4 separate regions of the Homo sapiens genome follow, and all the other regions are linked to region 3. A link is an interaction called in ENCODE POLR2A ChIA-PET data of the cell type or tissue named here. Cell type or tissue: MCF 10A. All regions are shown on one strand. Each heading gives the region's core, and the rest is flanking DNA. Links, peaks and the distances in the headings are about the cores only.

Evidence for each region. Peaks named below come from ENCODE experiments on the same cell type or tissue, not always from the same donor. Only the 100,000 strongest peaks of a DNase experiment are listed, where the experiment ranks them.
Region 1: POLR2A ChIA-PET joins it to region 3 with 14 read pairs; 2 of 35 experiments call an interaction of 5 or more read pairs at or near these places.
Region 2: POLR2A ChIA-PET joins it to region 3 with 50 read pairs; 10 of 35 experiments call an interaction of 5 or more read pairs at or near these places.
Region 4: POLR2A ChIA-PET joins it to region 3 with 13 read pairs; 2 of 35 experiments call an interaction of 5 or more read pairs at or near these places.

The regions. Positions count from the first base shown.
Region 1 is chr3:48,428,207-48,435,661 of GRCh38, forward strand. CCDC51 (coiled-coil domain containing 51) reads right to left here. Exons shown (of 4, transcript NM_001256964.2): 2 at 6,611-6,930; 3 at 5,501-5,665; 4 at 3,967-4,960. The coding sequence starts at 6,922. The coding sequence ends at 4,202. PLXNB1 (plexin B1) reads right to left here and starts at 1,880. Exons shown (of 38, transcript NM_001130082.3): 1 at 1,802-1,880. RefSeq lists silencers at 834-913, 994-1,593 and enhancers at 1,834-2,827, 4,181-5,380, 4,497-4,546, 6,577-7,419. In MCF 10A, for the core only: a CTCF peak has its summit at 4,908; DNase peaks (open chromatin) are centred at 4,485, 4,765 and 5,775.
Region 2 is chr3:48,660,343-48,667,797 of GRCh38, forward strand. It overlaps CELSR3 (cadherin EGF LAG seven-pass G-type receptor 3), which reads right to left and starts at 2,544. Exons shown (of 35, transcript NM_001407.3): 1 at 1-2,544. The coding sequence starts at 2,292. LINC02585 (long intergenic non-protein coding RNA 2585) reads left to right here and starts at 3,426. Exons shown (of 3, transcript NR_111921.1): 1 at 3,426-3,471; 2 at 5,299-5,380. RefSeq lists enhancers at 2,550-2,739, 2,610-3,195, 3,510-3,869, 3,930-3,999, 4,366-4,950 and 2 more. In MCF 10A, for the core only: a CTCF peak has its summit at 3,904 (motif pointing left); DNase peaks (open chromatin) are centred at 2,679, 3,409 and 3,809.
Region 3 is chr3:48,595,893-48,601,165 of GRCh38, forward strand. UQCRC1 (ubiquinol-cytochrome c reductase core protein 1) reads right to left here. Exons shown (of 13, transcript NM_003365.3): 8 at 5,083-5,226; 9 at 4,788-4,948; 10 at 4,590-4,675; 11 at 4,171-4,259; 12 at 3,743-3,818; 13 at 3,110-3,300. The coding sequence ends at 3,236. Among named protein-coding and RNA genes, the nearest start is that of COL7A1, 3.2 kb to the left of the region's middle. RefSeq lists an enhancer at 5,140-5,273. In MCF 10A, for the core only: no CTCF peak of the experiment used is centred there; DNase peaks (open chromatin) are centred at 2,609, 2,989 and 3,359.
Region 4 is chr3:48,707,715-48,711,714 of GRCh38, forward strand. All of the region lies in intron 1 of IP6K2 (inositol hexakisphosphate kinase 2), which reads right to left. Among named protein-coding and RNA genes, the nearest start is that of IP6K2, 7.5 kb to the right of the region's middle. In MCF 10A, for the core only: no CTCF peak of the experiment used is centred there; DNase peaks (open chromatin) are centred at 1,067 and 1,517.

The DNA of each region.
Region 1 (7,455 bases), core at 2,102-6,101, 170 kb before region 3:
AAAGGGAACACATTGGCCCCACTTTTATTAATGACCAGGCCAGGGCAGACTGAAAAGGCTGATCTAGAACCAGACCTCACATCCCCAACTTACACAGCCAGGATCTCCTGCCCATTCCCAATATCTGAGGCCCTGCTCAGACTCACAGCCAAAGCCTAACTCTGCCTGTGCCCAGTGCTCCCCCACACATGCCCTGGAGTCTCTTCTGGGGCCACCCTACTCTGAACCTTTTCAGGGGGCGCAAGACTGCCCAACTTCTGTCTGTAGAGCAAGCACCTCCCGGACCCCCGTGGAGCTGTCCTCGACAACAAAAGGGGCTCACAAACCCCGCCATTCCGCACCTGCAGAGGGGCCATAGGACAGCCCACATTTGCCTTGCCTGCCAGTTAGTGGGAAACCGGCCTTCCCGTTTCACCCTCCTGCTCAGCTCCCAGGGTTCACTACAGAGGTGAGTTATTCATTGACAGTGCAGTGGTGCCCGCTGCCCGCCCTGTTTTCTGTGTGTTGAGGAGGGGTGGGGAGATCCACCATTTACCAGGCACCTGCGATGACCCAAGGCGCTCATCGATCACCCACTTAATATGTCTGTGTGTGGAGAGGAGGGTCCCCCCCACCCGCCCGGGGGTCAGGAGGCTCGAGGTCCGCCTTTGTCAGTCCCACCGGGAGCAGCCAGAAAGGGCTGTTACTACTGAGGGGAAGCCCCGACCTCCCCACTCGGCTCGTCCTTGACCCTCCCCAACCCCCAGACCCCGAGGCGAGGACCCCATCACTGGCCCTGGGAGGGCGGGGAAGGGGCCGGCCGGTCCCCGGCGGCGACGGCGAGGAGGGGGCGCGGAGGAGCAGCTCCACCTCCTCAGTCTCCCAATCGCGTTCCAGGCGGAGTCGCCAGAGTTTCCCTTCGCGCGGAGAAGTGTGGTCCCAACTCTCAAAACCAAAGCCGCCCACCACTCACCCAGGCCGCCCCTGCCCGGCGGGATCGGGGCCCCGGCCCGTTCCACCTCGGGAGCCCCGTTCCTCGCCGCCCTGGCCCCGAGCCCCGCACTCACCACCCGGCCGGGCCCCGCGGGATGTGCGCGCCGAGGCGGGCGTCGGCCGCTCCGGGCTCGGGCTCCGCGCGCAGCGGCCTCTCCCCGGGTCTGGCGGAGCCGCAGCTGTTACCCGGAGACCGAGGGGCGGAAAACTGCGCCCGCTGCCCGCCCCTCCCGCGCGGCGCTGCCACCGCCGGGAACAAAGGAGACAAAGCCGCGTCGGCCGGGCTCGTCTCCGCTCCTTCCCCCTCGCCTGCCGGGCTGCCCTCCCCCCGCCCGCCGCCCGGGCCAGGCCGGAAGCAGCCCGGAGAGCCGGGCGCGCGGCCCCGAACCGCCCGGGACCCCGCATTCCAGCCCCGCGGGCTCCGCATCGGCCGAGGGCTGGGGACCCGACCCCTCCCGCACGGGGGAGGGCGGGGGCGGGCTGCACCGCGGCGGTCGCCATGGCAACGCGGGTCGCCCGGAGGGGTGAGGAGTGAACCCCGGGAGCCAGAGCCGCCCCGCCCCGTCGGCCTCACCTGCTCGCCTCCTTGGAACCGGAACTGGGAACTTTCCTGGTTGCCAGGAGCCGAGGCGGGGGGTCGCGCTCCGCACCCGCAGGTGCTGGTGGAACAGCGTCCCGGCCTCTTCCCGCCCGTCCAGAGCCGGGTAGCACCCGAGTCCCTCACCAGCCCGACCCGTTCTTCTGCCAGCGCCCGGCCTCGCCCCGCGCCCGGAGCTCCCTTTCCCTTCCTTACCCGGCTCCGGTGGTCATCCTCCCCAACTTTCTTTACCTGAACTCCAAGGCGCCTTGTTTCTCCCCTGCGCACCTGGCCCTGCCCACCGCCCCTGCTCACCGCCCCTGCTCCCACTACTCCCCAACAGCCAATCCCTCCTTCCGGCCCCCACCTCTGGCTGTTTGAGAAGAGCATGGGCTTTGGACCTGGGCTTGCGCCATCAACTAAACCATGTAACCTGACACCAACCCCCCCCAGCCTATTTGCTCACCAGTAAGTGGGGGTGATCCCACCTCTAGCGGGGCTGTGAAGGCAGGGAACCTGGGCTGCAGAGGCGCACAAGCAAGGGCTCACTTCCTTCCTTTCTTCCCAGCCCAGGACCCAGACCTGGACCCACCCCAAGCTGAGAAGCGTTGGGCAAGTCTGGGCTCCCTCACTGGCAAACACCTGGGCCTTCTGCGGGAGGAAACGCTGGCAGAAAGGTTCTCTCCTGGGGACCATTTGTACCCTGTGCAGGGCCCTTCACACCCTGGCATGCCCACGGCTAACTCAGGACCAGAACCTGGCCCATCCTATTAGGACTTTTGGAGGACTTTGGCTCAAAGCCATTGGCACAGCTTCCTGGGAGGCAAAAACGTCACAGGCATCATCTGAAAGCCTCCAAGGCCTCCACAGGCTAGGGGAGCCTCAATCAGGAGGTTCAGGTCATCCACACTGGCTACTGCCCTAGAGCTAGAGACACCCTCTTCCCACCTCCCACCAGCTATCAAGGGTCTCCTGTCAGGTCACCCCTTTTCCTCCACTCCCACTTCCAGCACCTGAGTCCAGGTGCTTAGCACCTTGTCTGCACCAGCATAGCAATCCCTCCCTGGATCCCTCACCCTTAGCCTCTGACCTCAGACTGCCAACCTGGCACCCCGGGCCTGTGACATCATTCTGCACAACTCCCCCACACCCATCACCACCCCAGCCAGGACAGTCTGCCCCAGTCCCTCACCCACTTTGGCTTTCCTGCCTATGTAGCTTGTAGCAGCCCCCTCCACATGCACAGAATCCCTCCCTCCCCAAATCCATTCATCCAAGCACACACTTCAGGACCTATCTCACCCCAGAGGAAACTGGGACTTCCAAACCCCACAACCCCTTTCATCTGTACACAGATACGCTACCTCCTGCCCTACAAGGAATGTGAACACTCTAAGCACAGGGGTCTTTCCATCCCATGCCATTCTGGGGAGCCATTACTCGCCAAGGATAGATTGACTGAGGGACCAGGTGCTGAGAACCTGGGGTGGGGGGCATTTGGGCCATGCTCACTGCCCAAGACTGAACACAGGCTCCAAGAAGAAAGTATGCCTTATGGGAAACACTCCTGACTCCACAGGCTCTGAGAGCTCTGCACAGGCACCAGTGAACGAGTCCCCACCTGCGGCCCCCCTGCATATAGCTACCCTGCGCTCTCAAAGGGGAGTGGGTTCTCTGGAATGTGCCTGACTTCCAATACTCCAACACCAGGACTGAATACCAGCCCAAAGCTCCTGTTTACTCAGGGCACACAAGGCCACCCATGGCCATTTAGTCAAGGTCAAGGGTCACTGTTCCCCTCTGAAAAGAGATCATACATATGCCCCACTGCACCTCCCACCTGTGGGAGACCCCCCCCTCCCTATCACTGCCTCTCCATGCACACTCCCGGTGTCCTGAGCTCTGCCTATGCCTGTGGAAGATATCCCCGGGCTGTGTGGGGGTGTGCACCCAGCCCCCGTGGCACACCACTGCTGCCCAAAGCAATCTCTGTACCAGGGATCCAGACTGGCCACCAATCCCTATACTTATGTCCCCAGCAACATTTATCAACCATTCTCCCAATCTCCCTTCCCTGCTCTCCTCTGATCACTCCTCCAGTACTAGAACCAGGAAGTTCTCCCCCACATGGTAGAGAAAGTGATCCAGGAGATGGGAAGCAACCATGGTCACGAAATGAGTAGGCAGCAGGCTAGGTTCCACTCACTGGAACTCCCAGGCCATCTGACACCGGACAGTCAGGTAACTGGAGGAAATCCAAAATGAAAATCTAGGCCTCAGGAGTGCATCCATAACAGTTCAGAAAAGAGGACAGAGAGGAGATGAGAGAGGAACTAAAGGGGGTGACTACCCCAACTCCAGGCCCAACCTTCAAGTCTTGGATCTTGATTCTTAATGAAAAAAACTCAGTCTGATTGTTTTAAATAATAAAACTCAGGATATTTTAATTGGACATTAGCACAAAGTTTTGATAATTAATGTAAATGAACCTTGTCTACAAAGCGAAGCATGCCTGCTGGTGAGCCACACAGATACTGCTCCTTCAGATTGAGGTTGTACATGCCCCCAAAGGCTCGCTTCATTGCTACGATTCTCTACTTAAATCCACATTCACAGCTATTGCCTCAGACCCTCTGGAGGAGGGGCCAGGGGTTAGCTGGCTTTGAATAGCATGTAGAGCACAGGCAGTGTGGCCACAAATGTCACACAGGTGACCAGGGTGCTATAGATGGTGTTCCTGTTGACTTGGGCTTCTAGTCTCTGCTCCGTGTCTGACAGTGCCAAGATCATGCTCCCCTGCTCCAGCAAGAAGCTGGGCATAGCCCCGTCTGCTGGTTCCACCAGGCCTGGGTGTGCTGCAGACTTTACAAGCTGAACCACCCCAGCCATTTGGCTACAAGTCTTTTCTAGGCCATCAAGCTGCTCTCGTAAGCCTTCTAGACATGAATGGACTTGCCTGGAATGACTAAGCTGCTCTTTCAAGGCAGCTGAAAGGACATCTACATCTCTGTCTCTGGTCGGGGGACTACCTGCCTGTGACCCAGAGTCCTGCCCTGGCCCAGCAGCATGTACCAGGCCCCTCAGGTCCACCATGAGATTGTGGAGGTCCCTCTGCTGGCGGGAGTAGCTAGACGCCTGTTCTCGAATGGCCTCTTGGAGACTCACAGGCCCCTTCTGCGCCTCCAGGAGTAAAGCCTTCAGCTCCTGTAGTCGCACACGGTTCACATAGGTGGAGCCAGCCACACCAATCAGGGCCCCCAGGACTGAGCCAATGAGGGACCAGTTCTTGGTCCTCTCAGCCCTTGTGCGCTCCTTCTCATGACTTTCCCGCACAGCTGCAGAGAAGAGGGAGAACTTCTCTCGCTCAGAGTCTTCTGCACGCAGATAGGCTGTGCGAAGCCTCTTCTCCTCCTGCAGAAGCAAAGCCATGTTATTGGATTACATGGGCACAAGGTGGCCCTGCAGCTATAGCCACCAGCAGATGGCTCACTACCTTGTGCCTGGCAGAGTACATGTTCCATAGACCCATGCTGAATGAATGAAGGTAGCACCAACCTGGCTGGGTCAGAAGGGCAAAGGAATTGGGAGTGATCAAAGTGAGTTGCATGATCGTCCCACCTGAGCAGTTCTGGGTTTGACCAGAGGTGCACTTATGTCTACACAAAGGGAAGTGTCCAGCACTCCCTAGGCCAGCCCCTCCATAGTTCTCCTTCCTCAGCATTCTGAGTCCCAGGCTACGCTGCCCTGAAGAGTTGGCCCCAGTACTCCAGAAGAAAGTATATGGATAGACTCTGGAAGCTTGGGGTTCTGTCCATCCATAGGAGCTTCTGGCTCACCTCTGTACCAGGCCTCTGACTACAGACCAGTCAGGGTTCCCACCCGGCCCCTCCATGATCTGCCAGGCTAGGGTCACTGTCCAGGTGCGAAAGGGCTGCCTCCTGAGGTGCCTACCTGCAGCATCCTGTGCTCGAGAGTAGCCAGTTCCAAGTACTGACTGTCCTCCCTGGAGACACGGTCCAAGCGGTCCCTCACCTCCTTCAGCTTGGCCTGGTGAACTTCCAAGTCCTCCCGAGCCTCTCGGACAAGCCCTCGAGCCACCATGAACACTTTCTCAGCCTGCAAAGAGAAAACCGGAGGCCATCTGCACCTTCTCTCCACACCCACACAGGCTCAGCTGCATTCCCAGCAAGGCATTCCCAGAAGAGGTCACTGGGGTGTGAGCTGCAAAGGGTGGAAACGGAATTCCTTAGACACTAATCCTGGCTCACCCAGTGGTGCTCAAAGTGCAGCCTTGGGCCACACCCATCAGAATCACGAGATTTAGCCATTCAAGCAGAAATAACATGCCCCTGAAAAAACTTGAAAACAGCTAACAATGCACACAATTTGTGTCCATCAAACCTGTGTTGGTAGGCTGTTTCCCGTGTGTTGCCTTATTTATGCCTTATAACAATGCCATGAAAGGCACTGCTGTGGCCTCCAGTTTATAAACCCAGAAACACCAGCTCAGCCAAGCTCACAATCTCCAAGGAAAGAGATGGCACTGTTTGTCTCAAAGTCCCAGCTGAACCCCAGGTTCTTCCCACCACGCTACACTACTACATGCCTAAGCAGGAGTGGGAACAGAGATGACAGAATGCATTTCTGCCACCACAAAGGACTTGACAACCACCACCAGCTCTTTCCACCTCACACTGTGACATTTCCTAGTGCCCTCTATCTTCACAAAAGATGTTGTAATTACACACAGTAACAGTACCGCAGCAAGCCCCACGTAACTCTCACCATCAATCCCCAAATGGTCCACAAAGGAAGTATTTGCTGGCCTCACAGAGTGGATGTTAGTGGCCAGGGACTTACTGGTACACAGTAACTGTTTTCGGGGAAAGTAGGTGGCACAGTTACATGGAGACCTTCACCCCAGAAGCATCAAGCCCAGGTTTCCACGTGAGAAATGAGGCTAAACACAAGTCTGGATGTGGCTACCCAGCACCACGTGACTGGTTTGGCACATTTCCCAAGTCAGAGGGCGGGGCCAGCCACCCCAGCTCCCCTCCTCACCTCTGTCACCTTTCCCTGGGCCTCTCGAACCTCGTTGAGTCCAACAAACTCTTCATATCTGTCCCACCAAGTCTTGGCTGTGGAGGTCGCTCGTTGCTGAATGCTGTGCCCCAGGGCTCTTCCCAGTGCTGGGAGGCGGTGGTGCAGCCCCAGGGCCACCTCCTCAGGTCTTTTCTCTCCGGGCTGGCTTGGGCCTGGGCTGCAGAGAGTCCTGGTCATGAAGAGGTCCCTTCCAAGGAGGCCCCTCCGAACCAGTACGTGGGGCACACCCACGATGTGCTGCATGGCAAACCCAGGGCTGCGCCCCATCATCCTGAGATCTGTGAGGGGGACGCCAGACAGGTCAGCTCACAGCTGAGAAAGGCTGGACATAAGTCAGTTTTGAGGCCTAGGGACAGTTCTGAACAGACTAATCCCCACTCAAATCATCTAAACTGAGCACCACCCTGTTGGGCCCAGAGACTGTGGCCCCTGTGGCAAGAGGATGGTCAGGCTCTCCTCTGGGTGCTCTTGGACAATGGAACACAGTTGGGGACGAGCCTCTAGGATGCCATACCTTCCAGTGCCCGCCACCATGCCACACAAAGCGGACCCTTCCCTGCTACCCACTTCCCTACATCCTCCAGGTCTCTCTGCTGTGACTTGAATGAGAATCCTGGTGCCCAGGTTTCTGATGTCAAAGACAGTTTTTAAACCAGACTTGTACACATGCTGACAAAGCCCCACAAAGACGCATAAATACTCCCTGCAATGTTGTGGAACTCAGGGGAATTCAGGAAGACTAAGATCCAGGATCATTTCTGTAAAACAGCCTCAAAACCAACTCCCCAGACTCTCCAAGGACT
Region 2 (7,455 bases), core at 1,892-5,891, 65 kb after region 3:
TCGTAGGTGGTACTCCTTCATTGTGAACTCAGGCCGATTGTCATTAACGTCCAGCACAGTCACGGTGACACTGGCTGAGGCAGAGAGTGGGGGTGAGCCATGGTCTCGAGCCTCCACACCAAAGAAGTAATGCTCCACAGACTCACGGTCCAGGGGACCACTCACAGAGACCCAGCCAGTGGCGCTGTTTATCACAAAAGGAGTATCAGGTGCCACACCAGTTAGGGAGTACTCCAATCTGGCATTCTCCCCATGGTCTGCATCGACTGCCTGAATGTGGATGACTGAGTGACCCAAGGGAGCATTTTCCAAGACAGAAACTTGGAAGGGCGTGCTGACAAAAATAGGAATGTGGTCATTGATGTCCACCACCTGGATGCTGGCCAGGCCCGTGTTGTTGGACAGCGGTGGCCGGCCAGCATCCTGCGCCCTGATGCGCAAGGCATACTCTCTCTCTGCCTCGAAGTCCAGAGGTGCCACCACCTGGATCTCGCCAGTGAGGCTGTCGATGGCAAAGTGTCCACGGCTATTGCCACTGATGATGTTGTAGTGCACCAATCCGTTGGCGTCCTTGTCCCGGTCAGTGGCCGTGACGCGCAGCACGACTGTGTGGGGGCGCACATCCTCGCGCACCTGCGCCACGTAGCGCTTCTCGCTGAACTGAGGAGCATTGTCGTTCTCGTCTAGCACAGTTATGTGTACGCGCACAGTGGCCGAGCGCGGCCCGGGTTCCTGGCCCTGGTCGCTGGCTTCCACCACCAGCTCATAGCTTTCCATGTGCTCGCGGTCCACTCGGCCGCTGGTGCTGATGAGGCCGGAGCGTGGATCAATCTCGAAGGCGGCGGCAGCTGCAGCGCGCGCAGCTGGCGGCCCCACGAAGCGGTAGCGCAGGTTGGCGTTGGGGGGCGCGTCGCCGTCAGTGGCACGCAGCTGCAGGATAGGGTAGCCCTCCTCCACATTCTCGCGAAGGGTCTCCCGGTACTGCGCTTGCTCAAAAACCGGCGAGTGGTCGTTGCGGTCGGCTACTGTCACGGCCACCATCGTGGTGGCCGAGAGGCGCGGCGACCCGTGGTCCTGCGCGGTCACACGCAGGTAGTGACGCTCCATGCTCTCGCGGTCCAGAGCTGCCGCCGTACGGATAAGGCCGCTCTGCGGGTCGATGCTGAACAGCTCCAGCGAGCGGCTGTTCATGAGTGCCGCCAGCGAGTAGACTAGGCGCCCGGCCTCGCCGGCGTCCGGGTCCTGAGCAACCACGCGTAGCACCGCGGTGCCTGCTGCCTCATTCTCCGGCACCAGCGTCTGGTAGTTGTACTGCGGAAACTGCGGGTGGCGGTTTGCGGCGCGACGAAAGCGTGCCCGGTTCGCCGAGGTTACTTTCCTGGCTTCAGGACGGGCCGGGAGTCCCGGGGGACGCGGCCCGGGGCGCTGCGGGAGGAAGCGGCAGCGGAAGAGACCCCGGGAGCGCATGCGCTTGGGCGCCGGCTCGGGAGCTGTCCGAGACTCGCGGGGTGCTGAACCTGATGCAGGAGCTGTCCTCGCCGTGCGTGGTGCTGAATCCAGCTCGGGGCCAGATCCCGAGGCCCCTGGAAGACAGTTCCGCCGGGGGGCTGTCCTTTCTGCTCCGGATGTCGTGGCTCTCTCGCCCTGACCCTTGCTCCCTGTTGCCCATAATTCCCCACAGCAGCGCGCGGTGCCCACTCTTTTGCGGGAGCCTGTCCCAGCGTTCCGCTGGGAGGACACCGGCTTGGGACCGTGGTGCCGAATCAAAAAGTCTGAAGGGAGGGGCGAGCTGTTCCCCGAGCCCGGGACCCCTGAGGACAGAGCCCCTGGTGACAGACTACCTCTTTGCAAAGGTCCTGTCCGCCCGCAAGAGGAGACCTCTGGGCGCCAGTATAACACAGACCCTGGTCCCTGTCCTGTCTCTCGTTCGCGGCTGCCCAATGGCTGGACGCCGTGTTCAATCCCCAGCTCCTCATTCGGCTGCTCAGGGGGCCCTCGACTATTCCGGGCGCTTTGCCTTCTCCCTCGGAGCCCCACGAAGATAGGCTCCCTGACCCCCAGGCCAGGCCCCCCATCCTCCCGGACCCCGGAAGACTCCGGACAAAGAGCTAAGGCTCCGCCACCGATATGCGCCCTTGGCCCCGTAGTGGCAGCTAAGCCTGGGTCCCAGCCCTGGTGCCCACCGCCCCCCAGCTCCTCCTGGCTGAGGGGGAACAAAGAGAGGAGAAGGAGCAGGAGTATGGGGGTCGACCGTCCCCCGAGGCCCCGCCACGGCGGCCGCCTCGCCATCATCCCCCGCCTCCCTGCACGGCCTCCACCGCCCCCCGCCCCGGTCCGGGCCTTGGGCTGGCCCCGCCGCTCGGGCCCCCTCCCGGGCCCCTGCCGCCGCCCCGGGCCCCCGCCCCTCCGCCTGTCTCTCCGCACCCCCGCCGCCCTCTGGGCACCATCTACTCCGCGGCCGGAGCCCCTCCGGCGTGCGGCCCTGGCTTTTTCCGCCCCCACCACAGCATCCCCGACGCTGCTGCCGCCTCCCGCCGCTCCAACATGGCTCCCGGCCGCCCCGATGGTTCGCTCCACCTCTGCCCCGGCGCCCGAAACACGGTGGTACAACCCATCGCGCATGGCAGCTCTGAGGACCGAAGATGTTGCCGCCATCTTTATTGAGGACGTGAGCGTTGCTCCTGGTGCTGAACAGAGCGCGAAGGTTCGCCGTCGTTGGGTCCGCCCTCCCCACTTTCGGTCGCCGCCTTCACCCACCTCCCTCCTTCTAGGGCGCTGTCCCAGCTCCGTCTCCCAGCCTTTTTCTGTCCTTCCAGATCTCTTGTTCCCCCTTCCTGACCACTAGTTCTGAACCGTGTCCCGGATTTTGGTCTGAAATTTTGGTGCCCATGAGCGTTCTCATAGCTCTGGGAGGGGGTACTGTGTGAAATCCTGGGGTAGAGGGGACGATGGCTGGAGAGGGGTCTGGGGTGCCAGCACCCCGAACAATAGCTTTAACTATCCCATCAGCTAGTTTTATGAAACATGTCGCGACCACCTGCTTGTTTGGATCGCCCCTGCGGAGCAGGGACCAGAGATGACCCTCCCGAGGCGGGAGCAGAGGCCAAATTCTTCCCTGCCTTGCTGGTCCCCAGCAGTCTCCCGGGCTCGGGGCCCCTTCACTGGAGGCTGCACCCCCTCCCAGGCTGCGAGTCCCGAGTGCTCTGGGATGCCACGTGGAGCCCGGCGTTGCCCCATGGCTGCGGGCCCCGCTTCTTCGGGTCCCCGCCCCTCGTCCGTCACGACCGCATGCCTTAACCCCTTGAAGGGACTGACACAGAAACTCAGTCCTCCCCCCACCCTCGGTGCATTCCAGCTCTCCCTGCGTAACTCCTGGCACGCGCCGGTCTCGCCAGGCCAATGGGTGGACCTGGCGCAACAGACGTCACGAGAGGAGCGGAGGCGAGGGGTGAACGCGGAGCACTCCAATCGGTCAGTCATTGTTTCTATTGGCACAATGGGAGGCCCCGCCCCTCACGGCGGACTCATCGCATGGGGGAGGGGGCTCCGCGGGTTGCCGGCTAACCGTGAGAGAGTCCGGGAGGTACACTATACGGACCGGCCTCCAAAGGCGGAATCGATAACGAGCTGCAGCGCCGGGTGCAGAGGACGCGGGCATCCCGAAGCCCAGGAAGAGGTCAGGGCCGGGACCCCAGAACGCTCCACAGGGTGCGGCTCCCGCGATGGGGTGGATCCTGGTTCTAACAGGCGAGGAACTCCTGGCCAAGGCCTCTGGCCCGCCCCGAACGGTCCCTATGACATCACCATCAACCAATCAGTCGGCGCATCCTTTCGCCCCTTGACTGCTCCGCTTCCGGGAGGCGGGGCTTCTGCGGGTTCCACCTCCCGAGCGCCCCTTGTGGCTACCAAGGTCAGGCAACAGGTGTCCAGTTGTTCCCTCTCCTGTCTACGAATCTGAGGACCTCCCCAGGATCAGAGCTCTGGGCCTGATACACGGCCGGGGTTCCTACGGGTTTGTGAGTGGGGGTGGAAGATCTGCAGAGGCACTTAGGGCTGAACTCCTTTGAATGGGAGCCAATCGGTGCAGGGGCTGGAGGAGCGAGTCCCCCAAAGTAGTTTTATTTATCTATTTAGAGACAAGGTCTCACTCTTTCGGAGTGCAGTGGTGATCACAGCTCACCGTAGCCTCGAACTCCCCAGGCGATTCTCTCACCTCAGCCTCCCGAGTAGCTGGGACTACGGGTACATGTCATCACACTTGGCTAATTTTTGCATTTTTTATAGAGACAGGGTCTCACCATGTAGGCCAGATTAGTCTTGAACTCCTGGGCTCAAGCAATCCGCCCATCTTGGCCTCCCAAAGTGCTGGGATTATAGGTGTGAGCCACCGCGCCCGGCAACCCAGAAGTGGTTTTGACAGCACCAGCGCTTTCTGTGTCCACAATCTAGTGAGTAGAGGGCACAAAACCTGACACCACGGAGGCAGACAGGCAGGGGCTCTGCCGGGGAAGGGTGTTGGAGTCCCAAAGGAGGCGTCTGAGTCACCTTCGCAACCTGGGACGCCTTCTTGCATAAGATGCCTGAGCAGTGCCTTGAATGACCAAGGGGAGATCCGCATCTGCAAAGGAAGGGCAGGGAGGGATAGGGATTGGGGGTGGGCATCCTAGGTCTTGGAGACTGTGTGGGCAAATGTGCAGAGACATAAAGGGACTATGGCTGAGGGAAATCAAGCCCTGCCCTCTCACCAATAGGGCTGGCGCTGGTCCCAGCTAACACTCCTTTTGGAGAGCAAAGCTCCTCACTTCTGAGTAGTGAGATTGATTGCGGATCACTCTCCATGTTGCTGCCTGCTGTGTGTCATCCCACTGTCATCCTCCCTTTGTGGCTGTTCTGTGGAGCCCCTCTCCCTCAATCTGCACTCACCTCTATGCCCCAGCCCCATTGGCAGCTCCTAATGCACTCCCGGTAAAAAAAAAAAAACAAAAACCAGATGTTAGTGATAGTGGTGGTAGTTCTTCTCTCCACCTCCAAATCTTGCCCTTGCCTCCTAATAAGACCCCTATGTGGTTTAACCTCATTTTTTTTTTTTTTTTTTTTTTTTGAGATGGAGTTTCACTCTGTCACCCAGGCTGGAGTGAAGTGGTGTGATGGGGCTTCACCATGTGATGGGGCTTCACCATGTTGGCCAGGCTGGTATCAAACTCCTGACCTCTAGTGATCTGCCCGCCTCAGCCTCCCAAAGTGCTGGGATTACCGGCATGAGGCACCGTGCCCAGCCTATCCTCCTTCTCTTATCAGCTCCCAACTAGAGGTCCACCCAGGACCCAGAGACCTGGATTTGAGGCTGCTGGGCGGCAGATGGAGCGATCAGAAGACCAGGGTAAGGGTGTGGCAGATACTGCCACTAACACTTCTCAGCCTTTCCTTCTCCTGCCTTTTCCACCCCACCCTGTGTTTGTCTACTCCCAGCCAGGTGTACCTTTCCAGGGGAAGACCTGGCCAACCTGTCCAGCTCAATTATCCAGCAGTTCTTTGACCTCACTGAGATCTCGAGTCCATTGTTCATCACCTCAGCTATTGACCTGTGTCATTAGCCTTATAGAGTTCAGTGCCACGGAAACTCCCTGCCCTGTTCTTTTTCTTTTTCTTTTTTTTTTTTTTTTTGAGACAGAGCCTTGCTCTGTCGCCCAGGCTGGAGTGCAGTGGCGCGATCTCGGCTCACTGCAAGCTCTGCCTCCCAGGTTCACACCATTCTCCTGACTCAGCCTCCCGAGTAGCTGGGACTACAGGCGTCCACCACCATGCCCAGCTAATTTTTTTTTTTGTATTTTTAGTAGAGACGGCGTTTCACCGTGTTAGCCAGGCTGGTCTCGATCTCCTGACCTTGTGATGCTCCCGCCTCGGCCTCCCAAAGTGCTGGGATTACAGGCATGAGCCATTGTGCCCGGCCTGCCCTGTTCTTCTTAGACAAACTTGCTGGGCTAAAATCTAACCCCGTTAAAATAGACTATTTACGTATTGTTTGCCTCTAGCGCAGCAGAACATTGCTGGAGAAAAACAAACAACCGTGCTAATTGGTCTCATTTTATATTCATGACCACAAGCCTCAGTATTATATCGGAGGGCCTATCCAGTGCAGTAGGGCAAGAAAAATAATAAGTTATGAAGATTGGAAGGGAAAAAAAACTAATTCACAAGCAGTAGGATTGTATATGTAAAAATTTCAAAGGAACCTATAGGTAAGTTGTTAGAATGAGTTCAGCAAAGTTGTTGGACACAAGATCAATATATAAAAATCAGTTGCAATTTCTATATGTCACCAACAGTTAGAAAATAAATTTCTTGCCTGGGCATGTTGGCTCAAGCCTGTAATCCCAGCACTTTGGGTGGCCAAGGCGGGCAGATCACCTGAGGTCAGGAGTTTGAGACCAGTTTGGCCAACATGGTGAAATCCCGTCTCTACTAAAAATACAGAAATTAGCCGGGCGTGGTGGTGGGCACCTGTAGTCCCAGCTACTGAGGAGGCTGAGGCAGGAGAATCACTTGAACCTGGGAGGCAGAGGTTGCAGTGAACGAGAAAAAAAAATTTTTTTTCTTAAAAACAATGATGTTTACAATAGCATCAAGTAATATCAAATGCTGAGGAATAAACCTAATGAAAGATGTGCAAAGACTACATACACACATACAAAAAAACTATAAAACATTATTGAGGGAAATAAAGACATAGGCCTGGCATTGGTGGCTCATGCCTGAAATCTCAGCACTTTGGAGGGCCAAGGTGGGTGGATCATTTGAGGTCAGGAGTTAGAGATCAGTCCGGCCAACATGGTGAAACCTCATCTCTACTAAAAATACAAAAAAATTAGCTTGGCCAGGTGCAGTGGCTCACACCTGTAATCCCAGCACTTTGGGAGGCTGAGGCGGGCGGATCATGAGGTCAGGAGATCGAGACCATCCTGGCTAACACGGTGAAACCCTGTCTCTACTAAAAATACAAAAAAAAATTAGCCGGGCCTGATGGCGGGCGCCCGTAGTCCCAGCTACTCGGGAGGCTGAGGTAGCAGAATGGCGTGAACCTGGGAGGTGCAGCTTGCAGTGAGCCTAAATTGCGCCACTGCACTCCAGCCTGGGTAACAGAGCGAGACTCCGTTTCAAAAAAAAAAAAAAAAATTAGCTGGGCATGCTGTTGTGCACCTGCAATCCCAGCTACTCTGGAGGATGAGGCAGAAGTGCCTGAACCTGGGACACAGAGGTTGCAGTGAGCCAAGATCATGCCATTGCACTCCAGCCTGGACAACACAGCCAGACGCTATCTGAAAAAAAAAAAAAAAAAAAAAGTAAAAAAAATGAGAAATAAAGACATAAATAAAGTGAAAAATTGTTCCAATATTGGAAAAGTCAATATTATAAAGGTGCCAATTTTCCCAAATTGATATATGGATTCGATGCAAC
Region 3 (5,273 bases), core at 1,274-5,273:
AGAGAACCTGTGTCATGCTTATGCATACATCCCAGTGTCCCACATCCCCTACCATGTCACAGGCAGATGCAATCCAGCTGTGCCTGCAGGGAGGGGGCCGCCCATCTGTGGAGGGCGGGACCACCCACAGTGACAGCTCATCTCTCAGGAATCGAGCCCTCCATGCCCCAGGCCAGGTCCCCCTACCTACATGTCCTCACCCACAGGCATCCTCTCCTTCCATCTACTTTTCTTGTAGGTCCCTGCCACCCATCTCCCCTACCAGGCCGAGGTCCCCTTGGGCCCCTTCCTCCTTTCCTCACTGCCCTCATGGTACCTGTAGCTTCCAGCTTCATAACTGCCCCCTACCTTACTCCTGTCCCCTTACCCAGGCTGACTTCACACCCTCCCCCAGCTTCGCTTCTGAGGCTGTGGACAGTCCTCCAACACACACCACGCCAGGGCCACTGTCCGAAGGAGGTGGGGCTCTGTATATGCATATCTCTCCATTAGATGGGTGACACTAAGGCAGAGAGGCACTGCTAAGAAGGGCAGGCCCCCATCTGGGTCCTGCTCCCCCTTTTTTTCCTGCTAATCCTGAATAACTCTGGGCAGCCCAGAAAGCACATCTATACTCACCAAGGCTGCTGGGCCCCTTCTAATATGCCCGGCCCCACAGCCTCCCCTGGGATCCACAGGGAGATATGGGGACAGCACTGGCTGGACTCCTCCACAGCCCGAGGACTCTGGTGTGGCCAGAGCTGGAGGCAGTGAAGACCATCCATGCTGCCTGCTTTCCTATTGCCCAAGGAAGGCTGGGGCTCTATCCCTTATTACTGACCCCCCAAACTATCCTGGGGCATAGTGCTATGACCTTATTCCAAGGTCAGGGTCTCCTCAGCCATGTCCCAGGACCCCCCATCCCTGCAAGGTGTGCTCCAGGTGGGGGGCTGCAGAGAACCAGGTATGTTATCACACAGGCAGCCCCTTCCCCCTAAGACTGTCACCTCCTCCCGTGCAGCCAGGGCGGGCAAGAGCAGGCCAGTGGCATGGACAGTACGGTACAGACATATGTGCACACGTGGGCCAGTCTTAGGGGAGACAGGAGGCCCAGCTGGGAGGGTGGGTGCTCAGGCAAACCTCATCAGAATTGAGGTGCCTCCAAAAGAAAGGACAGGCTGCTGTGAGAGGGTCTCTCAAAGGGTGCTGGGAGAGGCTGTTGAGAAGGTAGGAGTAAGGTTGGAATGACTCCACGTCTGGAGCTTCTATGAGACTCACGAGCAGGAGTGTGGCCCTCTGAAGCCCCAGCTCTGGCCTCCTGGGAGGAACACAGCCTAGGGCACAGCCCGAGGCCAGTGCCTACCTGCAACCCCATCAGGGCGGTGGAGCCCCCAGAGCACATCCTTCTCCCTCCCAAGCTTTCCCTGAACATTTCCTTCCCTGGCCTCAGTCACTACCTCACCCCATCTGTTTCCAACCAGGGCCTCTTTATCAGGTCCCAGCCCCACACATCCCACTGTACCCTGGACACCACCAAACTCCTCACTGGACTATGGAAGATTACCCTCCTCCAACCCACTCGTGCCTCCGCGTCTCCCAGCCCTGCTGGGAATGTAGTCCTCTTTGTGTCCCCTACAGCTGGCTCCAGTTCGTGTGGCCATGACCTCTGTTCTGCCACAGCACAGCTCACCAAGACTGATACAGAAATATGGCCTGAGAGTCCCCATGCTGAATCTCAACTCTGACCAAGTCACTTCTCTTCACAGTAACCTCCAACACACCTCCCCAGCATGGCTCCAGGGTAAAGACCAGAGTCCCTGGCTTGGTACGCAAGGTCCCTTAGAACCAGACCACTCCCAGCAACTCAAGCTCTCGTGTCCAGCACACCTGTAGCCTCTAAGGGCCAGGCTGGGCTTAGAAATGAAGCCCCATCCTCCAGGAGCTCAAACTTGACAACAGACTTGGCACTTGTTCCCCTGCCTGGGTGTTGCACCTCCATGAGCACCCAGGGTTGGGCCTGTCAGGGTTCTGCGCTGCCCAGCATCTTCTCTCCAGCCGTTCACAAAGTAGAATGATCTGCGCAATGCCCCAGTCCCGGGCCGTAGAAGGTGCTTAACAAATGTCTCCGAATTGGCAACGTATGGCAACCAATGGTGAGGGAAAGGCAGTGGGGCAGGGTGATAGTGATACAAGGGTTCCTTGGGCTACTTCCAAGCTACGATGCTGGGGGGACTTCTGAACAGCCATCTTCTAAAAGACCTTGTCCCAGCACCCTGCTTGTGACTGCCAGGCAGCGACTTCCTCAAAGGAAAATTGGGCCCCTCGCTTTCAACTTCCCCCTGGGATCCCAGAGAACCTGACTGTGGAAGCACTGGGGGGTGCAGGAGGAGCAGCCTACCTGCGCACCCACCATGGGGACCAGAGCCAAAAGAGATAACAGAGGGACTAGGTAGCTAAGAGCTGTACCAGGTCCTGGCTGCCTCAGGAAAATGGGGAGGGGATTGTCAGGCCAGCAGCTCTGGACTTGCCTGGGACAAATGTAGTAGAGGGAGGGGGCTCGGGCCCCACTGAGCTCAGGGCTATTCTTGGAGCCTGAGTCAGCGGAGGCAAAGGATTCCTGCCCTGCTTGTCCAGGCAGCAGTTAGAAACCAAATGAGAACACTATGCCCCAGGCTATCCTCCTCCCAGAATGCAGAGTAAACACACACAAGAGGCATCCTTGGAGACACCCCTTGGCCCCTTCTGGTCCACCAGGGACCACCAGGGGGTGACTTGGCACAAGGTCCACAGTGAGGGGTTTCCCACCTGAGCCTGCAGGGATTCCAGGCTGGGACTCCTACAGGGGCAAAGGCTGGGTTTACACTTCCTATGGACTCCCACAGCCCAATCTTGGGACCAGCTGGCTGAGGAACTCCCCTAAGTGGCTGAGTGGAAACATCTGGGCTCAGCTCCCTGTAGGCATCAAAGACTTCCGGCCTCAGCTGCAACCCCCACGCTTGCCCCTGGCTGAGGACACATCAGCCTGTGGGAAGGCAGGAGGATCCAGGAGCCACAGAACTAGAGGGAAGTCCTTGCTCCCCATCTACTGCCCCATGGACTCCATGCCAATGCCAAAAGAGGGATGACACACTTCTCAGCAGAGGATTTTATTGGTGGTCACCTGTGGCACAGGTTAGAGGAGCCGAAGTGCTGTGTTTGTGGTGGGGGGGGGACCACAAACCCCGGCCCTGCCCTCTTGCTTACATAGGCTTCCCGCCTAGAAGCGCAGCCAGAACATGCCGCTACGGATCCGGTTGTAGTCTGGGAGCTGCTCAATGGGGCCTGTGGGGATAGGGTGGAGCGTCAGGGTGGGGTACCTGGCCTGCACAGGGACACCTGGCCCTGTGCCGCACCCAGCTCGGAGATGCTGCCCAGAGCAGCACAAGACAGGCTTTGAGTGGAAAGAGAGGAGAGAACATTCCCCCAGGGGTGCTGAGCCTGTCCCTTCATGTTCTGGCCCTTGAAGCCCCACCCCACATGGAGGTGCCCGTTACCTGACGGGTGCAGGGTATTGATGAAGGCACCTTGGCAGGCAGTCAAGGAACTGCTGGGACAGGTTTTCTGAGCAAGAACTCCCTGGCAGCCAGGGGACTGGGGAGAGCTGCTTGGGGCCTTAACTGGCTGCTCTGTAAGCTGAGCAGCAGTGCGGGAGCAGAGGTGGAAGGGGAGGCCAAGAGAACGGCCTGAGGAAATAAACAAAGAGCAGACCCCCTAGGCCACTTACCATATCCAGCCACTGCTGGGCACTGGTCATAGATGTACTTGGAGCAGATCTCACGTACCACACTGGCATCCACCTCCTGCAGGGTGAGGCAGAGGGCATACTGGCTAACGGGCACCTGGCCACCACCTCAGCCAGTCAGCATCATCCAACTAGCAGAGATCTCCCACAGGCAGCATGCAGCTGTCCCCAGCCCAAAAGAGGAAAGGCAGAAGGGATCCCTGCTATAGACCTCCATGGGCCCCGCCCATCTCCACAGCCATCAGCACCTATGCCCTGCCCTCCCACTATGCTACCCCTGCAGGTGACAGCTGCCTAGGACACCAGGGATGCCTATAGGAGCAGGCTGCGCTATGCCAGGCCCCAACCCTACACCTCCCAGGTGTCTGCCAGGCCAAGACTCCAGAACCTCTCCCAGGGGTCCATGTTACCGCAATCCGGCTTTCCCATTCAGCCAGGGGGATGCGGCGGCCATAGGTCAGGAGGCTGCGTCCGATGTCCTCACACACAGGAGTAGTGCCTTTAAGGGTGAGAGAAGGCTCAGAGGTCCACCCAGCCCAATCCTGGACCCACAGGTACACAAACAATCTCCAGCCTCAGGTTGACAAGGACCTCCCTGACCTCATGCTGACTCAGATCACAGCCCTCTCTTCTATGGTCACCTATTATGGCAGTGATGGGCTGTGGACCTGTCTCACACCTGCCTGCATCTCCAAGGGTGGGGTGATGGGGCATGGCGTGGTCTTCAAAGTTTTCCTTTCTAACCTTGGTTAGTTAGGAGCAGTGGCCACCTTGGTGCTGTCGCTGGCAAGATGTACTCTACCCCTCCCCGCTGAGCTGTAGGACTCACCATCTAGATGAGATACCAGGGCATTTCTGAGGATGTTTTTGCCCCGGGCCACCTCACTCTCCGTGGCACTGGTACACAGGCGCATCCTAAAGTGGGGGGGTGGGTGGTATTCATTCTGAGCCAGTGTGTCATCTCTCAGCCTCCCACTGTGCTGGTTAAAGCCGCCATCCCACCTAGGAATACCAGGCTGCCACTTACCACTGCCCTTGCAGGACGAACATCATGTCATCGATTTTCATTCGGTCACAGACAAAGTGTGCACCCAGCAAGCCCGTCTCTGCATAGCAGATGCTGAAGGTCTGGAAACTCTGGCATAGCTTGTTGGCCACAGCACCTGAAGCCAGTGGGCTGGACAGGTGCTGCCAGGGGGATAGGTGGTCAGCACCCACCCTCTTGTCTTCAACGCACACTGTGACCCCCACGCACAGGAGCACACAGCCCCAGCACCCTCTCTTCCCTGAAGGCGAGGTCCCATGCTCGCGCTGGCACTCACCACGCCACCACCATAAGTGCAGTCATAGTGGCCGATGATGGCATTGGCCACTTGCAAGGCCACATTGTCCGGGCTGGCCCAGCCAGGACCCTCTACTGCAATGGCCACGTGGGCAAAAGGTAGAGCATCATCACGGTGGCGGATCTGAAACAGTACATGACAAGGCTGAGGAACAGCCAGACTGCCAGGGG
Region 4 (4,000 bases), core at 1-4,000, 110 kb after region 3:
GGTGTGAGCCACTGCACCCAGGCTCATTCTGGTTTTAATGAAGAAACCACAGATTTTAACTGGAGTGATTACATGAAAGTCATACAATAATGTAGCTTCTTCCCCCAAAACAGCAGATTGTTCCAAAAATCTGGACAAATCTCAGGTTTTCCATAAGGGACACAGTAGCCTCTCAGCTGCTTCTCCTTTCTAGAACCACCAGCACAACTAGCTGCCCTATCTCTCTGCCTCGTCTGACCAGGTTTCTGGAATGACAGACTAGAGGGCTCCAAGGTAAAGGGAACAGGAAGAAGGAACTTTCAGTCTACCGAGAAATATGTGTATCACCAGCCTGGGCAAGATGGGGACACCCTGTCTCTACCAAATAAAAATTAAAAAAAAATAGCCAGGTGCAATGGCGCATACCTGTGGTCCCAGCTACTTGGGAGGCTGAGATGGAAGGGTCACTGGAGCCTGGGAGGTCAAGGCTGCAGTGAGCCGTGATCACATGACTGTACTCCAGCCTGGGTGACAGAGCGAGACCCTGTCTCAAAAAATAATAATAATAATACATAAATAAATAATAAAAAAGAAATATGTTTATCAGAATAACCTGCTAGAATTATAAAGAATTTAAGCAATTTTAAAAGCTTCTCGCTAAAACAATGATTGATTCTAAGGTCTCATATGTCCCCTTTATCAATATATCAAACTTTATTTTGAGATGGGGGCTCACTATGTTGCCCAGGCTGGCCTCAAACTCCTGGCCTCAAGTGATCCTTCCGCCTTAGTCTCTCCAAGTGCTAGGATTACAAGGCATGAGTCAACTGGCCAAATTTTCTTACAAATAGCTGAATGTATTCTATACACATACCAGGAATTTTCAGTTCTGTTGTAAAAGCCAGTTACCCCTTTTTCAAGAACAATTCTCAGTCTCCAGTCTCCCACCACATTGTAAGAAACTAACTCAACAGGAACACAGAGAAGCAACTCTCTCAGACTAAAGCCAAAATTGCTTACAGGTCTCAATCTATGAGGGATTTTTGCAATCCTTGAGTCATGGTTCTTTCATATGCCAATAAGTAATGGTTCCATAGGGCCCGTGTGGTGGCTCACACACGTGTAATCCTAGCACTTTGGAGGCCAAGGCAGGATGACTGTTTGAGCCCAGGAGTTTGAGAACAATCCTGGCAAAATAGTGAGACCTTGTCTCTACAAAAAATAACCAGCCAGGTGTGGTGGTACATGCCTGTTGTCCCAGCTACTCGGGAGGCAGAGGTGGAGGGATCACTTGAGGCTGCAAAGCTCAAGGTTATAGTGAGCAGAGATTGTACCACCATACTCCAGCCCGGTGACAGAGCGAGACACTGTCTCAAACAACCAAAAAAGTAACGGTCCATTAGCTTCAGACAAGATTATATGTTTCCTGCCAGTGGGCAATGTTTACCCCATTTAGCTCTTAGCTCACTGCCAAACCCAAATGACACATGAATTCATCCTCTGAAATAAGGGATGCCAACAGTGATTCAGTCCCAATGGGCAGCCACAGAGGCAGGGCATCCCGGACCTGCCCAGGCAAGCACCTGAGTGCTGCATTTGCTGGAGCAGGAACAAAAGTGTACCCTATGCAGCACTAGTTCCTGCGACCAAGGGAACTCTGACAATTTCCTCTGGGTCCTTTCAACATCTCGCTTAGACAAATACTCCTCGCAAGGGTCTGCAAACTACTCCAGGTTCGTGGCAGCAATCTGGCAGCTTGTATCACCCAACCCACTTGGCCTGAGTGCAGTCAGTGTTCTTCCAGACCAGCCCAGAAAAAAATGAGATACGATTCTGAGAAAAGTCTTAAGACTACACCAGTCAGGCTGGGCGCGGTGGCTCACGCCTGTAATCCCAGCACTTTGGGAGGCCAAGGCAGGCAGATCACGAGGTCAGGAGATCGAGACCATCCTGGCTAACATGGTGAAACCCCGTCTCTACTAAAAATAAAAAAATTAGCCGGGCGTGGTGGCAGGTGCCTGTAGTCTCAGCTACTGGGGAGGCTGAGGCAGGAGAATCACTTGAACCTAGGAGGCGGAGCTTGCAGTGAGCCGAGATCGCACCACTGCACTCCAGCCTGGGCAAGAGAGCGAGACTCCATCTCAAAAAAAAAAAATTAATTAATTAAAAAAAAAAGACTGCACCAGTCACAGCACTATGTCCTAATAAAGAGACACCTGCCAATTATGCTTCAGAAGTCCTGAGTTAGCTCTCCAAAATAAGATCCAGAAAAATATTTTAAAATTTTTGTTACAGAAATCAAGTTCAATTGCATTCACAGTTCCAAAGCAAAGGTCACACTGATCTCTTCAGAATCACCCAGTTTGTGAGGAAAGCAGTGGATTCAGTCAATCAAGATCGCACGCATTTGAGGCCAGGCACGGAGGCTCACACCTATAATCTCAGCAGTTTGGGAAGCTGAGGCGGGAGGATTGCTAGAGCTCAGAAGTTTGAGACCAGCCTGGGCAACACAGTGAGACCCTGTCTTCACAAAAAATGTTTTAAAAATTAGCCAGGCTTGGTGGCATGCGCCTGTAGTCCTAGCTACTCAGAAGGCTGAGGCAGGAGGATCACTTTAGCCCAGAAGGTTGAGGTTACTGTGAGCTATGAGATTGTGCCACTGCACTCTAGCCTGGGTGACAGAGTGAGACCCTGTCTCTAAAAAAAGTAAAAATAAGATTGCATTTCAGGACCAGCAGTGAAGGTCAACAAGGTACTTCCAGTTTTAACATCTTACTCTTCTCTCGCTCATTACAAGGAGCTTAAGTTATTTTCCAAAGTAAAAACGGTCTTTGAGCGTGAGATAAATCATCCTAGGGGTCCTGTCCCTTACCTTTCCCAGGCCTCACCTGCCCCAGTCCTGCTGTTCATGTTCATTAGTTTAGTTTTTTTTTTGAGACGGAGTCTCACTCTGTCGCCCAGGCTGGAGTGCAGTGGCGGGATCTCGGCTCACTGCAAGCTCTGCCTCCCGGGTTCACGCCATTCTCTTGCCTCAGCCTTCCGAGCAGCTGGGACTACAGGTGGCCACCACCACGCCCGGCTAATTTTTTGTATTTTTAGTAGAGACAGGGTTTCACCGTGTTAGCCAGGATGGTCTCGATCTCCTGACCTCGTGATCCATCCGCCTCGGCCGCCCAAAGTGCTGGGATTACAGGCGTGAGCCACCGCATCTGGCCTTGTTTTTGTTTTTTTAACACAGGGTCTCACTCACGTCTCCCAGGCTGAAGCGCAGTTGGTGTAATCACAGCTCACTGCAGCCTTGCCTTCCTGGGTTCAAGTAATTCTCCCATCTCAGCCTCCCAAGTAGCTGGGACTACAGGCACATGCCACCATGTCGAGCTAATTTTTTGTTATTTTTAGTAGAGACAAGGTTTCGCCACGTTGCCCAGGCTGGTGTCGAACTCCTGGGATTAAATGATCCGCCTACCTCAGCCTCCTGAAGTGCCAGGATTACGGGCATGAACCACTGAACCAGGCCACACATCTATTAGTTTTTAAGCCCCAGAATCTAAACCTGTCAGCTGCCAACTGGCACCCCTGTAAATTCTACCCTCCCAAATCCCCCAGGACCTTGTATCCTGGATTTACAGTCCTCCTCTGGCCTTCCCAGTGTAAATGCAGCATTCTGACTAACCCATAAAGTCTTCAACATGAGACCCTGGAAGTTGCTGTGTTAGTTCCAAAGGCCCAGCAGAGAATCTACGAAGGGCAGAGGCAGCCCAAAGACCTGAGGAAGAGACAGACACTTTTATCCTCATGCTCAGATACAAACACAAAGCAAGAAAAACCCAAGCCCTTCAGTAGTGGGTTTGTAATCAACTGGGCTCTCTCTCCTTTAGAGGCACTTGCCTGGAAGAACAGATACTGTTCAAGGAATGACACCTTTTACTGCCTTACAGGTAAAACTTCCATTCATAATAGATGAAAAATTGAAAATGTTTAATAAGAATTAACTAATTTAGGAAGATCATAATCTCAGCAA